Regions from separate parts of the Homo sapiens genome. Here region 2 is linked to region 1. Evidence: read pairs that join two places in POLR2A ChIA-PET (ENCODE). Cell type or tissue: GM12878. All regions are shown on one strand. Each heading gives the region's core, and the rest is flanking DNA. Links, peaks and the distances in the headings are about the cores only. Region 1 has its middle 11 kb from the start of RHOH. Region 2 overlaps LINC02265 (long intergenic non-protein coding RNA 2265).

Region 1 (5,232 bases), core at 1-5,000:
ACAGCCTGTGATTCCATAGTCTACCTTTGCACATCTTTATGATGGTAGCCGGTTGACTTTTGCCAATATCTTTGGTATCCTTGACTTCAGGCTGTGGCTACATCATTTAAATATTACTTGTTTGGTCTCTCCACTAAGTGAGTACCCCAGCCTCTCAAGCTGGTTTGCCTGATCCTGAATTCCAAATGGCTCATTGACAAAGATCAATTTGAAACTTCAAAGGCTACTATTATTCTCATCCAAAAAAGAAGAAACATTTTCTTTTGTTGTTGTTGTTTTTCCTCCCTCCTCCAGAAGAAACCTTTTCCTTTGCCCTCACTCTGTTCCTTGCACTTTTAAAGAACAGTTCTTTGTCTCTTTTTGTCTTTTTATTCCTAAGATGCCTGTAATTTCCTGGGTTAGCCCAAGTTTTAGACATTCATTTTTAAATGCCATTTTTATTAGCTATCACCATCATACAACTAAGCAAAAGGAATTCCACCCACTAACGCACAGTTTCTGCTGATGATGTGAACGACATGTGTGAGAATGGCTTTCATCTGCCCTCCTGAGTTTTGGAAGATGTTACAGACATATGCTGATTTATAGATGAGGTGTGTGATTGTCTTCTGAAAGTCACTCAAAACTAGAATTGATATGACTTGTCAATTCATAATCTGAACAGGTTAGCTCTCTTAAGTGAATAAAATGCATCTTAGGCTGGGCACAGTGGCTCACGCTTGTAATCCTAGTGCTTTGGGAGGCCAAGGTGGGAGGATCACTTGAGCCCAGGAGTTTGAGACCAGCCTGGGCAACATAGCAAGACCCCATCTCTACAAAAAAATAGAACAATTTTAAAAATAAATAAATAACTGTGTCATATAGTGACATATAACCAACACAAGGAAGTCAGGGTATGTCCTGAGTTGGAAAGTAAATGACCAGTGTCGTTTTAATTACATGTAGCCATTTAAATTTTTTTTTGCACAAATGTCCAGAATGTGTACAGATTTTTGGCTTTGGATGAATGTAGGCTTTGTTTGTTTGTTTTTAAAGATTCCATTTACAGTATTAAAAATGGTCAAGAAAATCAGCTTACCAGAACACAGCACACTCCTTAAGTTTTCCTTACTTCAAGAGAAATTTTATAGTTGACCTATTGGCAAATCAGGAATAATCTGGCTAAAGCTTTGGGAGGCCAGATTCAGATTAGCATATCCCTTCTTCCTCACCAATTAATTTCTTGTCTTGGTAGTATTCCCTGCTTAAGATAAATGATAAATGTTGAGTCAGTGAAGTAAAATTGTGAATTTCATTCACTTTATTACTGATGCAATTATCATGAAAAGAACCAGCTTAAAATATCTGTGTGAAAATGAGTACTTATTTATAAATTGCAATTGGGCCCATAGATAAAAAACAACAGTGACAACAACAAAATATGTCATCCAGATGAGACTTGATACCAGTTGGCATGACTTATCAGGAAAAATAGTCATGGGCTCAATGAAAGAGAGACAAGTATGGGCACGAGTCAACCATGTTCTTCTTGAAGGCAATGATTTCCTTTCTTTGATCCTGGTGGCTCAGTCCTAGGAAGCAGACAATATCAGCTCACTGCAAATCAAAAAATCTTTAATGACATGGGAACATGCTCACAATATACTGTTAAGTGAAAAAAGCAGGTTACAAAACGAATTTGGATTCAACTTGTTGTATACACACATGCCAATGTTTATAGAGGCAACCTCTAGGTCAGGGGTCCCCAGTCCTGGGGCTGCAGACCAGTACCCACCCGTGGCCTGTTAGGAACTGGGCCGCACAGCAGGAGGTGAGCAGTGGGCAAGTGAGTATTTCAGGCATGAGCCATGCTGCCCAGCCACATATTTCCCAAATGTTCTGTAATGAGCATCTATCATTTAGATGAACCAGATGAAAAGTTGTTGTTCCTTTTTTATTTTTCTTAATTTCATTGAGCAAGTCTACCTAAGTTTTCTCTATAAACCCTTGTCACTGCTTCGGTCACAATGTTTTACATAATAACCAGTGATTTTTATAGCAGTTGATTCTCAGGGGAGAATCACTGAACCACAGCTAAGCATAGCAAAGTCATCTTCCTCATTACTCAGCTTACATAGGATCATATTTAGAGGATTCCAACCCAATGCCAATTCAAACTTCCAGACAGACTCCAAAAACAAGGGATTCCAGAGGCTTTTGCATCAAACCTCTTAAAAGGCCTGTCTTAACTTTCCCTTAAAATGGAAATTATACCTGGGAAACACATCCTGGGCAATCTCAGTAGCTTTCTCTTCTCATGGGAAGATAAAGGAGTACTCAAAAATAAAAAAGTGAGGTTTCTGGGTAATTAATTCAGTGTCTGTGCTCAAAAAGAAAGAGGTAGTGGGAAATGCTTGAGGATCATTAGAGGAAAACATGTTTGTGACAAGTGCAGTCAAGGATTGCAAGGTCTGGTTTCAAACTAAGCCTGCTGCGTTCTCATTATTATTATTATTACCTAAATTATTGTAGCTGTGCATTTTTTTAATCATTTAAAAGAAAAGGAAGTAGTTTTGTAATTTCTCCTAAATGAGTACCTTCCTGCTTACATGGCATTTTAAATTACATATAAAATTTCAAGATTAGTCATAAACAAATGTTTTTTGCTTTTTTTAAAAACCACATAAACCTTTTAAAAAGTAAAATTTCTATTAAAATGTTTTTTTCCAAATAATAAGTTTAAGTTCTCAAATGTTTACCAAAAACAAAACAAGCTTTACAATTTTGAGCAAACCTATCTCTATAGTATTTATTATTCAAAATAGAAAATAAAATTGTTTTTGTTCTCTAATTCTTGTCTTTTAATCTTCTAAATATACAATAATGAGATTTCTAAAAATACTTTGAAAGGGTATTCACATTACTAAGTTTTCTTTTAACTTTAAATTTTTTTCTTTCAAATTCAATTTACAATAGCCTTTTATATTATCATTTATCACAAGAAAACCATAAAACAGCAAAAACCACTATTGCTATTATTAGCAACATCTTCACTTTGTAAATGAGAAAAGTGAAGTTCAGAAAGGTTAAGCAACTTACATAAGGCCACACAGCCAATGAGTAAGGGGACTCCCTGAATCAATTTACTTCTACAGCATTTCCCCTTACAGAAGACAAATTACTTTTCAAATTAATTCATTACAGGACAACAAGAGGCACACGTCGAATGGAAGGGAGACCTGAAAAAAATAGAGAAAAACTGTTATTTTTAAAGGGACATGGATTTATTATTACAAAGAGTAAGCTATAAAATTAAACTATCTGTACAGTAAAATCCCAATTTATTTTTTATTTTATTTATTTATTTATTTATTTATTTTTTGAGACAGAGTCTTGCTCTGTTGCCCAGGCTGGAGTGCAGTGGCGCAATGTCGGCTCACTGCAACCTCCGCCTCCCAGGTTCAAGCGATTCTTACGCCTCAGCCTCCCGAGCAGCTGGGATTACAAATGTGTGCCACCACGCCCAGATAATTTTTGTGTTTTCAGTAGAGATGGGGTTTCTCCATGTTGGCCAGGCTAGTCTCGAACTCCTGATCTTTGATGATCCACCTGCCTCGGCCTCCCAAAGTGCTGGGATTACAGGCATGAGCCACCATGCCCAGCCCAAATCTCAATTTAATATGAAAAAAATTTTTCACGTCTGAAAGGCAACAAATAATTAGACCCGATAGTAATAGTGACTGTCTCTGAATGGTAAAATTGGAGATAATTTTTTCACTTTTTTCTTTAATTTTTTGTACTCTGCAGATTTTTAATGATCAGTAAGGATTAACTCTATAATCAGAAAAATAAACATTACAATCTATTTTTAATAAAGAGCTGTACTCATATAGTTTATTCTCTTCAGTGATTCTCTAATGTATTTGGTTTCACTTCAGTTTTTTGCTTTGCTGGGAATTTTTTATTTAAAAAAAAAAAGGCAGATGAAGTTTCATTGTAAAGAAAAAAAAATAATGTGAAGTCCAGTGCTGCATTTTGAGGGCCTGTTTCTCCATTCTAGCCCGTGCAGCCATACAGGGAAGCTTCTGAGAACTTAATCTGAAAACCATTTTTGTGGTTTTCTTTGTCTCCACAGTAAGTCCCACGTTTAACATAGATGACTACCTGCCCGATAGTCATGTCTTCTTCCTTGCTAAAGAACCTCTATTTTGAGATGGACAAAATGTTCTGTTCCAGGGGGTGAATCATGATGTCTAAGACTGAAAAAGAATCTTCTGATTCCTGCTTCTCAGCTTCCCCTGCAGCTATGAGTGGCTGTGTGACCCAGTCCTCATCAACGAAATGTTCGGGAAAGTCTTGCTTGCTCCTGGGAGAGGTCCTCCTCACCAGTTAAAGTAGACACGGGCAGGAGCACCCGTCTTCCTTACATGCTTTGGGTGTAGCCGTGGAGAATTAGATGCCTTGAAGGTTGCAGCAGCCCTGAGGACAAGCAAAGAAACCCAAAAAACTGCAGAGAGACACAGCAGAAGCCTGGCATTGTTGACTCACTTACCACCTCTTACTTTTTATTATGTGAGATAAATGTCTTACCTAAGCCACAGTTCATTACTCTAATACTTGACTGTCTTCTAATGATATAGTAACAAATAACAAAAAGCTTATGACGTTGAAGCTACCAACCTCTTATAAAATGTAAAAAGTAGGCCGGTCGCAGTGGCTCACGCCTGTAATCCCGGCACTTTGGGAGGCCGAGGCGGGCGGATCACGAGGTCAGAAGGTCGAGACCATCCTGGCTAACATGGTGAAACCCCGTCTCTACTAAAAATACAAAAAAATTAGCTGGGCACGGTAGCGGGCTCCTGTAGTCCCAGCTACTCGGGAGGCTGAGGCAGGAGAATGGCGTAAACCCGGGAGGCGGAGCTTGCAGTGAGCAGAGATCGCGCCACTGCACTCCAGCCTGGGCGACAGAGCCAGACGCCGTCTCAAAAAAAAAAAAAAAATGTAAAAAGTAGTTTAGCCAATACCCAACCTAAATGGCCAAAAATGTAGAATACTGTATAGAAATGATTGGTAGATTATCTTACTGGGATGTTACACACGGTCATTTGAAAATAGTATTTGGGAAGATCATGTGACCACATAAGGAGATGCTCATGATACAAGGTTACGTGCAAAAAGAGAAACAGGACTTGGGATTGTATCTGTGCATTATGACTACAACAGTGTTTCCAAAGACTATGAGGAAGCAAAGCC
Region 2 (5,498 bases), core at 213-5,212, 140 kb before region 1:
CCACTATGATTCCCCTTGCCAAACCACACAGGCTACGGTAGTCAGAAAGCACCCACTGGTAAAAAGAAACTCATAAAGTTGCCAACAGAAGAGCCAAGTTCATGAAGAGACATGAGTGGGTGATAAGAGACATGCAGTTTTCTGGGTCAGGAGAGCAGCTGATATATGATCCAGGGTATCCAGTATGTCCAAGTGAGTGATCTGGGGACTGTAGCGGGCTCTGATGTCTGTGCTTTGTCAGAGGGTGCATACTATTTTCCCTGAAATCCCCTGAGGGAATATATTTGAAAGCTATAAAACTGTACAGTGTGGTATAGGGTGAGTATCTCCTGGCTTCCTCCTGTTTCTGGGGTCTTTCTTTGCTGCACAGAGGAGACCTCATCCATGGGAGATTTCTGTCCTCAATGGTAGCCCACTTGCTCCTTGGGACTTCTCAGACATTTTCCTTTGTTCTTGAGTTTCCGACCCCTTCTCATCCCAGGAGGTTCTCACCCCACTGGCTCTGCTTCCTCTTCTCATAGCAGACCCTGCAGTCACAATTGTGCAATATTTCCCTGCTCGTTGCAAACACTGTCTCTCTGCTAACATTGTAAGAGTTAGGCAAATGACAAGCATGGGAAAAAGCAGAAGGGGCACACTCTGCTCTTCTGTTAACAGTAGCACGCTACTTCAAGGATGCTAATCATAGAGAAGGGGAGCTGGGAGATTCGGAGACAACACTGTGCAAACCCAGCTGATACCCTTCCCAGGCTATTCTGAGAGCTACCAGCCCCCAACCTCTCCCACAGCTTCTGCCCCCTTAGAAGCAGCATGGCCCCATGGCCCCAAGACCTCACTCATCTCCCGCTCCCCCATCCTCTGCCCTGTTCTGGAAAGTGGGCACTAAAGGGACATGTTAAAACTGAAAAGAGGCAAGGAGGTGCTTTCTCCCAGTCAGCAACGCGCTGCTCCATCTCCCACCCCACCTGCCCACCTGCCCTCAGTGTCTCTTCGGCTAGGCCTACTTAGCCGAGAGCAGCCCCGTGGGTATGAATGGCCTAGGTGCCTGCTTCTGGAAGCATGTTTGGAAGGAAGCAGGGAGGGTACTGAAAGGTAAAGCAGGAGAACTGGAAGATTTTATTCCCAAGTGTTTTCCTCAAAGACACTTTTTAACTTTCTCCGTTTCTTCTTCTCACTTACCTCACCATTGCCATTGACATAGGCTCTGTACACCAAGGAGCTGAACGAGAGGAATCCAGGAGAGCCACAGAAAGGACAAGGGGAACCAGTGCAGGGGGATGGACGCACATCCGCTGACCACGTAAAAGCCAGGCCAGAAGCTAGGCTCTTAGCCTAGCTAAGGCTAGGTTTTCTCAGTGCCTTTCTGAGCCATATTGGAGCCTGAAAAAAAAAAAGAGAGAGAGAATATTGGCAATACTAATCCTGTTTTTTTTTGTTGTTGTTGTTATTGGTTTTTTGTTTGTTTGTTTGTTTGACAGAATTTCTCTCTGTCGCCCAGGCTGGAGTGCAATGGCATGATCTCAGCTCACTGCAACCTCCACCTCCAGGGTTCAAGCAATTCTCCTCCTTTAGCCTCCCAAGTAGCTGGGACTACAAGCATGCATCACCACACCCAGCTAATTTTTACATTTTTAGTAGAGATGGGGTTTCACCATGTTGGCCAGGCTGGTCTCGAACTCCTGACCCCAGGCGATCCACCTGCCTCAGCCTCCCAAAGTGCTGGGATTACAGGCATGAGCCACCATGCCCAGCCACTAATCCTGTTTTTAAACTTTGGTATTTTTATTTATAATGAAATATTTTGCATTAATTTTGATGTTTAGAAATATTGTATTAAGGCCAAGCATGGTGGCTTATGCTTGTAATCCCAACACTTTGAGAGGTCGAGGTGGGAGGATCACTTGAGGCCAGGACTTCAAGACCAGCCTGGGCAATAAAATGAGACCCCCATCTCTACCAAAAAAAGAAAAGAAAAGTTCTTTTAAATTAGCCAGGCATGGTGATGCGTACCTGCAGTCCCTCCTACATGGGGGAGGCTGAGGCAGGAGGATCACTTGAGCCCAGGAGTTTAAAGCTGTAGTAAGCTATGATCACACAACTGCACTCTGGTCTGGGTGACAGATAGAGATCCTGTCTCAAAAAAATTTATCTATATTCATTACTAATATTTTTGGCTCCCCCTTAAATGTGCACTGGAAGCAAGTGCCTCTCCTGCCTCACTCTGGTCCTGGCCCTGATGAGATTCAGCCCAGCTGATGGAACTGGTCAATTCACCTGGTTGATGATTTTTTTCAGAAAGAAAGAGTGAAAGCTCTAAAAATAATCTTTAAAAATCAAAGTCTATTTTTTTAAATGTGCAATTCTACTAAAATAATTAAGAAAGGAGTGAAATTCTCAGCCACAAAAAGAAACCAAATTTAGACACAATTCAAATCCTTTATCTTCTGACAAAGCCAAGGTACTTCACCTTCTCAGCCACCAGGTGTCTCTGTAAACTCCCTGCAGGCCTCTGCACAGGGCACTGCAGATAACGTCATATGTGAAATCTGCTGTTTTTAACCAGCTCTAAAGAGACAGCACATACAAAGAAAAAAAAAACAGCTTGAAATATAACAGCTTCAAATACCAAATTTACAGTGATCCGTCCATTTATCCAGGATTTCTGGCTAATAGCCAAGTGCTTATGATAATCAAATCTATTAACAGATTTAAGCTAAGAAATAGATTATTAGAGTCAAGTTGTCCTAATCAATACACTTTCTAGAATGTTCCTGCTTTATTGTTTTCTCGTATCTTATCTGGATTAATTTCTAACGGAGTATAATTCTGCAAGATCAAAATAGAGTATTCCAGGAACTAACTCTTCCCCTGGTTTGGAGGACTGGATTTTACCCAATTCTTTAGGGTAGAGAATTTTTTGTTGTTTTTGTTTTTGTTGAGGCAGAGTCTCACTCTGTCGCCCAGGCTGGAGTGCAGTGGCACGCTCTCGGCTCACTGCAACCTCCACCTCCCGGGTTCAAGCGATTCTACTGCTTCAGCCTCCCGAGTAGCCAGGACTGCAGGCGCGCAACACCACGCCAGGCTAATTTTTTTTATTTTTTGTATTTTTAGTAGAGACAAGGTTTTACCATGTTGGCCAGGCTGGTTTTGAACTCCTGACCTCAAGTGATCCGTCCGCCTTGGCCTCCGAAAGTGCTGGGATTACAGGTGTGAGCCACCGTGCCCAGTCCTGGGTAGGGAATTTTGAAAACAATATTTAAACCTTTTGTTTATGTTTAAAAAAAATCAGTGCATGAAGTGCTATGGGAGGCCCAGAAAACAAAGTAGTGGGAAGGTTGTACTATTCTTTCAAAGTAAGTTTACCTCGGCTTGTTGTCATCCTTTCCCTTCACATCCTCACCTCACCCCTCAGAAGAAAATGTAACACTTCAGTGAACAGACCATTTCCTCTGAATTTAACATTTTTGTGAGTTAATTCTGCAAATAAGCACTTCGTTCAACACCGTGGGGGACCATCGATCCTTCTTCCAAAGGTCCGGGAAAATGACTCTTGGGAGAGACCTCTGTGATGAGACTCCATGAGCTTCTCTAGCCCGTCTAAGATAGCATTTGTTCTTCATTTTAAAATTGCTACTCATAACAATCCCAATAGGAACATGGCTAATGTTCACAGTGAGGTGCTCACTACTTATTTTAGTACAGTCATTTCTCTGGGTTTCCACGGCAGGAAAACTCCAGCTTTTCTCTTAACTTCCTACGCAATTCCTCCTCATCTGCTTCTTCCCTCAATGTTGGATTTCTCAGGATTCAGTCCCAAGCCTTCTTCTCTTGGTCAAGGTAGAAGAAAATCTTAGCAGTTATAATGAAACCTCAAACTATAAGAAAAGAGGGAGTAATAGTGGGTTCCATGATGCCAAATTAGTTGCATGTCCTGAAGAGGATTGCCAGCCACAGGCTCCATCCCTCATATCTAGGTAGCTGCATCCTTTCTATGAGTCATCTGGGCTTTAAATGGCCATCAGATCACAGGAGGTTTCGTTCAAATGCAGATTCTGAGTCAGGAGGCCTGACTGAGGCTGAGATTCTGCATCCCACGTGATATAGATGCTGCTGGCCCATGGACCACACATTGAGTAGCAAGGTTTAGATGATCATATAATTATAATGAGATATTGATAAAACATACCTAAATTATCAATCACACCAACAGATCAAATCAATATATAATAATGGCTGAACTGGGATAGGGAAGCTGATTTTGAAAAATTTAAAGAATATATGCTTCTGGTTTCCAAAACTCAAAATCTATTCGAAGAGAAAAGGGACCTAAAAGTTCCATGAAATCAGAAACAAGATTCTGTTTTTTCAAAGGGCCCAACCTAAAGATTGATTGTGGCAGGGCGCGATGGCTCACGCCTGTAATCCGAGCACTTTGGGAGGCCGAGGCGGGCGGATCACCTGAGGTCAGGAGTTCAAGACCAGCCTCAACATGGAGAAACCCTGTCTCTACTAAAAATACAAAATTAACCAGGCGTGGTGGTGCATGCCCGTAATCCCAGCTACTCAGGAGGCTGAGGCAGGAGAATTGCTTGAACCCGGGAGGCAGAGGCTGCAGTGAGCCGAGATTGCCCCACTGCACTCCAGCCTGGGCAACAGAGCAAGATTCTGTCTGAAAAAAAAAAAAAAAGCAATGTTATGTCATAATTTCTGTAATCTTTGTGATAACTAGTATGTTTTGCCAGTTTTTAAAGGCTTTTAAGGTATTTAAGATCCAATGGATTTGTGTTGTAATTTTAATCAAGCAAAAAACCAAAAAAACGAACTTAATTTAGGCATGCAATTAACACTTAAATGTTTGGGAAAAAATATTTTCTTAAAAGCATAAGTTTTACTTTATTAGTTATAAATATACTACACACATAGAGAAATGCTGACTGTTGACTAAAAGAATGCTAATTGCTTCACAAATTTATGAGAAGGTCTTGCCGACCTTGTAGTATATCAAACGTGTCAAGTTCCTGCCAACGCAAGATTTCTGCAGTTCCTTTCTCCTAGAATGTGCTTCTCCAACCTTTGCTTGCCTATTTGTGTGTCTGTGTGCTTAATGACTCTTTTATCTTGGATTGTGAATTCTGTGACCATGGAAACAGTTTACCATGGTAATCTTTATACCTCTGCAAAGGTTGCTGGTATTATCCCATTTACAGAAGGCAGGCTTGGAGAGTTTTAAGTAGCATGTCCAAGTTGCAGTGCTGGGATAGAACCGAGGTCTTTCTTACTTGTGAGTCCATGAACATTATTGTGACACTGAGTTCAATAAACAGTGATCACTGATTGAATGCTGCTCAGGTCATCTGCTGTGTTCTGCAAACGCAAAGTCACAGAATTATGGGACCTCCCAGAGCTCTCCTTGAAAAGAACATTTGGGGCAAAACTTTAAACACTACTCCCTTGAAGAGCCAATCATAGAAAACACAATGAAAATATACATCTGTCAT

The links. Peaks named below come from ENCODE experiments on the same cell type or tissue, not always from the same donor. Only the 100,000 strongest peaks of a DNase experiment are listed, where the experiment ranks them.
Region 2: POLR2A ChIA-PET joins it to region 1 with 5 read pairs; 17 of 35 experiments call an interaction of 5 or more read pairs at or near these places.

Annotation. Positions count from the first base shown.
Region 1 is chr4:40,183,085-40,188,316 of GRCh38, reverse strand. It overlaps a transcript of N4BP2 not described here. Among named protein-coding and RNA genes, the nearest start is that of RHOH, 11 kb to the left of the region's middle. RefSeq lists an enhancer at 2,432-2,501. In GM12878, for the core only: no CTCF peak of the experiment used is centred there; DNase peaks (open chromatin) are centred at 2,116 and 2,266; H3K27ac peaks cover 4,723 bases.
Region 2 is chr4:40,322,592-40,328,089 of GRCh38, reverse strand. LINC02265 (long intergenic non-protein coding RNA 2265) reads right to left here. Exons shown (of 4, transcript NR_121641.1): 3 at 1,180-1,380. Among named protein-coding and RNA genes, the nearest start is that of CHRNA9, 10 kb to the left of the region's middle. RefSeq lists an enhancer at 2,577-2,626. In GM12878, for the core only: a CTCF peak has its summit at 2,498 (motif pointing right); no DNase peak of the experiment used is centred there.